Linked DNA regions of Homo sapiens: region 2 is linked to region 1. Evidence: chromatin contacts called from ENCODE Hi-C or POLR2A ChIA-PET data. All regions are on one chromosome and are shown on one strand. Each heading gives the region's core, a stretch centred on a gene start or an enhancer-like site at or near the end of the contact. The rest is flanking DNA. Distances are from core to core; before and after follow the strand shown. Region 1 overlaps GPR107 (G protein-coupled receptor 107). Region 2 overlaps HMCN2 (hemicentin 2).

What was found. A loop is a pair of places that touch in the nucleus more often than their neighbours do. ChIA-PET counts read pairs that join two places held with the same protein, here RNA polymerase II (POLR2A). Pooled maps may share reads with other maps.
Region 2: a map of PC-9 shows a loop between it and region 1 (31-fold over the local background). The contact joins two enhancer-like sites. A Hi-C loop is called at or near these places in 2 of 168 maps with a recorded cell type or tissue (A673 and PC-9), 2 of 37 single-sample maps with no recorded cell type and 7 of 50 pooled maps. POLR2A ChIA-PET finds 5 or more read pairs at or near these places in 1 of 52 experiments (A673).

Annotation. Positions count from the first base shown.
Region 1 is chr9:130,106,206-130,108,964 of GRCh38, forward strand. It overlaps GPR107 (G protein-coupled receptor 107), which reads left to right. Exons shown (of 18, transcript NM_020960.5): 14 at 1,291-1,334. Among named protein-coding and RNA genes, the nearest start is that of GPRACR, 37 kb to the right of the region's middle. Within about 2 kb of position 1,431, at least 6 of the 41 ENCODE cell types and tissues checked have a DNase peak (open chromatin) inside an H3K27ac peak, as active enhancers do.
Region 2 is chr9:130,413,722-130,416,480 of GRCh38, forward strand. The region is part of intron 85 of HMCN2 (hemicentin 2); the gene reads left to right. Among named protein-coding and RNA genes, the nearest start is that of ASS1, 30 kb to the right of the region's middle. Within about 2 kb of position 1,415, at least 2 of the 41 ENCODE cell types and tissues checked have a DNase peak (open chromatin) inside an H3K27ac peak, as active enhancers do.

The DNA of each region.
Region 1 (2,759 bases), core at 181-2,680:
GAGCAGATTCCAAATGGCAAAATTCCTTAAGGTAAATATCCTAAAAATTACTGTAAAATGAAAAAAGTCAGTAAGTACTGGAGAGGTGATTCAAGATTAATAATATTTTTAGGCTGGGCGCGGTGGTTCACGCCTGTAATCCCAGCACTTTGGGAGGCTGAGGTGGGCGGATCACGAGGTCAAGAGATCGAGACCATCCTGGCCAACATGGCAAAACCCCATCTTAACTAAAAATATAAAAATTAGCTGGGCGTGGTAGCATGTGCCTGTAGTCCCAGCTACTCGGGAGGCTGAGGCAGGAGAATTGCTTGAACCCAGGAGGCGGAGGTTGCAGTGAGCCAAGATCATGCCACTGCACTCCAGCCTGGCGACAGAACAAGACTCTGTCTCAAAATAAATAAATAAATAAATAAATAATAATAATAATAATAATACTTGTAAATATCCCGATTCAGCCAGCATTGCTTCAGGGCCAGCAGTGTACTGGTTAGCTTTCGTGTGGTGTTCCATTCAGTTCTCAAGCAGATAGCCCCTCTCACAGGTGGGCAAATTACGGAGGATTTAGGAAGAGTAATTGATTTGCTGACAAGAGTGAGTGACAGTGTCAGACCACAGCCGCCTTCCCTCACACAGCCTGTCTGCCTGTGCCCTGTTCAGCCCTCAGGGAAGTCTCTCTGTTGGTGGCTTTTCATGGTGCCTCCACCTCTCACCTGCGGCTCCTGTAATAATGTTAATGTTCCTCTGCCTGAAATGTAATGATGGTCATTAGGTACCAGCACATCACAGCCCCAGACAGTGTCCCTGGAGGCTGGCATTTTTCAGCAGTGTTAAAAATCTCCACTCGATAAGTTTGCATGGTGCTGTATGTTCACAGCTCTTAGACCTAGACTCTAGAAGTCAGCTGGTGACTTTCTTCTAGGGTTTATTCTCTCCTGGTGGCAGGTGAGCCCAGTGATGCTCCATTGTCATGGGAGTGTTGGGTAGGGGGTGGTTGTGGGAGTGAGAGATTAACAGGAGCATTAAATGATGGAGTTTTGTTTTCTCCTCACGCTCTGGTCCCTGCTAGACTTATTGCCACAGATTTGGCCAGCAGAGGGCGACTTTACCTCAGACGTGTTGATATCAACCATTTCCCCCCCTCTACCCGTTTTAGGGAGAGTGCTCTAAAGTGATGTAGTCCAACCTTTCAGCATGTAATTGAGAAATTCAGCCTCAAGTTACTAGAGCTGGAAATAGAGAGGAGTGCAGATTTGTCAGCTAACTTTTTGTTCTCTAAATGTTTATTTTTAGGTCAATCAGACATTTACAAGAAGCATCAGCAACAGATGGAAAAGGCAAGTTCTCTCGTGCTCATTTTGTGTTGCTCAGCTTGCTCTGAACCCACGTGCTGCGGCACTGCGGAGGAGTGGAGGCAGCCTATGGTGTCAAGATGCTGTCTTCCTGGGAGGAGAGCTAGGGGAGGCCTGGGGCCCACTTCGTGAGAGCAGCCAGGGGTAGTTTGGAGAAGGAGGTGTTGAGTCAGTTGTATAAGGAGGAGGTTGGGGGTGACTGCTGCTTATTAAGATGATTCATTTCATTTCCACTCGTGGTTGTGATTTTCACCTTCTCAAAACTGAGTCAGCAAGAGAAAATCTTGTCTTAGAAGGGCCAGATAACACTTCGCTGTGAGAACAGGAGGGATAATGGATTGGAGATGGCTATGTGTAAAGCAGCCCTGCCTGCTGATTTAACACACTTTCAAAATAGATGTGTCAGTATTCATTTAAAGCAAGACTCTGATGACAGAAGGAACCTTGAAAACTACCTGATATTGAAATGGTTGTGCCCTTTATAGCCCTTTTGCATCTCCTTGACTTTCCAGTCATGCCTCCTAAATCAGAAGAAAAGCTGCAAAGAAAATGTTTTGTGTGGTTCTGGGCTTATTTGAATAATGTTCATGACCACAGGCTGCCATAGCACAAGTGAGAATTTCAGACCACAAGGGTTTAAGGAGCAGTGCTCTCTTCTCTCAAAGCTCAGAACGGTCTCTGGATCCATGGTATCGTACACCCAGTGTGGATATTAACATTCTTTAATGCAGGTTATGAATAATAAATAAAACAGGTTTTTGTTAATAAAGTTTTGTTGCTGACTCTATTTCTGATTATAAAGCCAATGTAGATTCATTTTAGAAAATTCGGAAAATGCATAGTAGCTGTAAATCTTCTTTCACAAACCTGGTATATAACTAATAACGCATTATTTCTTTAAGTTAAATTAAACATGACTTTGAGGCTTCACGCCAGGGTCAGCCCTAGGTTGTTATTTAGAGCACAGTATTCTGGAGGATCTCGCCAGTTTGGGCCTGGAACAGATAGTATGGCATTCCTGCTGTCCAGGTTCACGTAACTCTTGCTCCTAGGCAGCCTGTGTGCAAGTCATACCCAGGCTTGGAGCCTTGGTCAGTGGTCAGAGGCCAGCCTCCCAAGGCCCACTCAGCTTCTGCGACCTGCACCAGCTTTTGTTTTCTTTCTAGTCCTGGGAATAGCCCTTCTCCCGTTTTCTCATTTTTTTCCCCTCAAAGATACCAGGTTCCCTTCTTTTCCCTCTGGAGTGTCCTCTTGTGATAGGTTCTTTTCAGTGGCTTTAAGCAGGTTCTTTTCAGTGGCTTTAAGCAGGAGTCACAGAGCTTTTGCTTCTAGCCGGGCTACATAGCCTTTCTTGGAGCCCAGTAAAGCACCCTGCCATCATTAGAAAAACCCAAGGTAGGAAGTACAAAT
Region 2 (2,759 bases), core at 165-2,664, 310 kb after region 1:
GACACACGCATGTGCACGTGCGCACACACACGCACACACACACACGGGGGCATGTGCACCTCAACGAGAGCCTGTCCTCTCTTGCAAAGGACTAGGAAAGGGACAGCATAGTAAGAAAGAAAACTTGTAAATAACAACCCCTAACTGGGTGTGGTGGCTCGTGTCTGTAATCCCAGCACTTTGGGAGACTGAGGCAGCCAGATCGCTTGAGCTCAGGAATTTGATATCATCCTGGGCAATATGGTGAAACCCCATCTCTACCAAAAATACAAAAAAAAAAAAAAAAAAATAGCTGGGCATGGTGGCGCACACCTGTAATCCCAGCTACTTGGGAGGCAAACACCATGAAAAACACCCCTGCCCCATCATCACACCAACTGGGAGCCTCTAACTTCCACCCTCGCCCCTGTACCGAGGCACTGCTCTCCCCACACTGGAGCAGGATGCTGTCAGGTGACACCTAATGAGGAGACAGAATTGTCACCACTGTCATCTACTGAGTGGGAAGCTCCTCCCCCGTGTGGCCAGGTGGGCAGCGAGGGTAGTGCCAGCAGAGGCCCGGTGTGGGCGTGCCTCCACCCATCCACCCATGCTCAGCAGTAATGAGGCACCCCTCCCTGTTCCGGGCTGACCATGGAAGCCTCATAGGGAACCTGGGCTTCCACGCTGACCTGGCGGAAGTGAGTGGCACCACTTTTTCTTGGCAGTTTTATAGCTCTGCCAAAAACGGAAGATTTAAATAAAAATCCGAGTCTTACAATACTGAAACTCACTTACACACCAGGAACAAGGAAAAGCTCAACTTACACACCAGGAACAAGGAAAATCTCAATGAAAGCAGACAACAGATGCCTACTGAGATAGTACAGATATCAGGTAATCTGATAAGGACTTTTTTTTTTTTTTTTAAGACAAGGTCTGACTCTGTTGCCCAGGCTGGAGTGCAGTGACATGATCAGGGCTCACTGCAGCCTGGGCTCGGGTGATCATCCCATCTCAGCCTCCCAAGTAGCTGGGACTGCAGGCACGTGCCACCACACCCGGCTAATTTTTATTTTTATGTATTTATTTTTTGTAGAGACAGGGTCTCCTTATGTTGCCTAAGCCAGTCTCAAACTCCTGGGCTCAAATGATCCACCTGCCTCAGCCTCCCAAAGTGGTGGGATTACAGGCATGAACCACTGTGCCTGACCAAGACTGAACTGTCACCACTGTCACCACTGAGTGGGAAGCCCCTCGCCTACACAGGCCGAGTGGGGAGCAATAAGCAGTGCCCCTCTCCCTCCCAGCCAGGATGGTGCCAGCAGAGCCCCACTTGAAGCGCCAACTCCCACCGATCCCCAGCAATAATGAGGCACCCTCCCTGTTCCCGGGTGTCCATGGAGGCCACGTGGGGAACCCGGACTTCCACTCTCATCTAGCAGAAGTGAGTGGCACCTCCTTCCCCTGGCAGTGTTCCAGGTCTGCTAAGATGGAAGATTTAAATAAGAGCCCAAATCTTATCATACTGAAACTCACTTATCATACCAGGAACAAGGAAAAATCTCAGCTTGAATGAGAACTGATACTCAACAGACACCAACTGAGATAGCACAGATGTTTGAGTCATCTGGTAAGGATTTCCTTTTTATTTTTTGATGGGGTCTTGCTCTGTCACCCAGACTGGAGTGCAATGGCACAATCACAGCTCACTGCAGCCTTGACCTCCTGGGCTCAAGCAATCCTCCCACTTCTCAGCCTCCCAAGTAGCTGGGACTGCAGGTGCATACCACCATGCCCGGCTACTTTATTTATTTTTTGTAGAGATGGGGTCTTGCTATGTTGCCCAGGCTAGCTGACAGGGATGCTTCTGTGAGCAGTTGTCAACATGCTTGAAACAAGTGAAAAAAACAGAAAATCTCAGCAAAACGTGGCTGTGGAGTAATTTGAAGTTCAGGCAGTTTTCAAGTTGGCCTCGGTTTACTGTCCTTTGTACCCCTCAGGTCTCCCCTGCACAGGTGCATATTTCCCACGATGGCCAGGGATTGTGGGGAGCCAATCCAGCCTGTCCGTGGCTCCTTCATTTCCAGGTTCTCGCCGTTCAGTTGCTGGCTGGGTCCCTGCTCTTCTCAGCCAGGGCCATGCCGCAGGCCAGCACAGCAGCCATTTCCCTTTTGGCTCCTACCAGTTTTGCCCCTTTTCCTGATGATATTTCTCAGGGCATACTTTCATCCTCTACTGCACATCAAGGCAGCCCCCAGGGGTGGCAAAAGCTGCTGTTTTTCACAGCCATCCCTAATAAAACCACTGTGATGGTCACGGTGGGGTAGGGATGGGCACAGCCCCAGGCAGGAGGGCCAAAGGCTTCCACTGTTCTTATCCAAAGTTCTAGAGGCTTTATTTTTTTTTTTTTTTTTTTTTGGAGACAGAGTCTCACTCTGTCACCCAGGCTGGAGTGCAGTGGCGCGATCTCGGCTCACTGCAACCTCCACCTCCCAGGTTCAAGAGATTCTCCTGCCTCAGCCTCCCAAATAGCTGGGATTACAGGCACCCACCACCTTGTCCAGCTAATTTTTGTAATTTTAGTTGAGACAGGGTTTCACCATGTTGGCCCGGCTGGTCTCAAACTCCTGACTTAAGGTGATCCACCCGCCTCGGCCTCCCAAAGTGTTGGGCTTACAGGCGTGAGTCACTGCGCCTGGCCTCGACCTTCATTTAAGTGGAATCACCCCACACGTGCTCTTGCGTAGACTCTTCTTTTGCACATCATAATTTGTGGC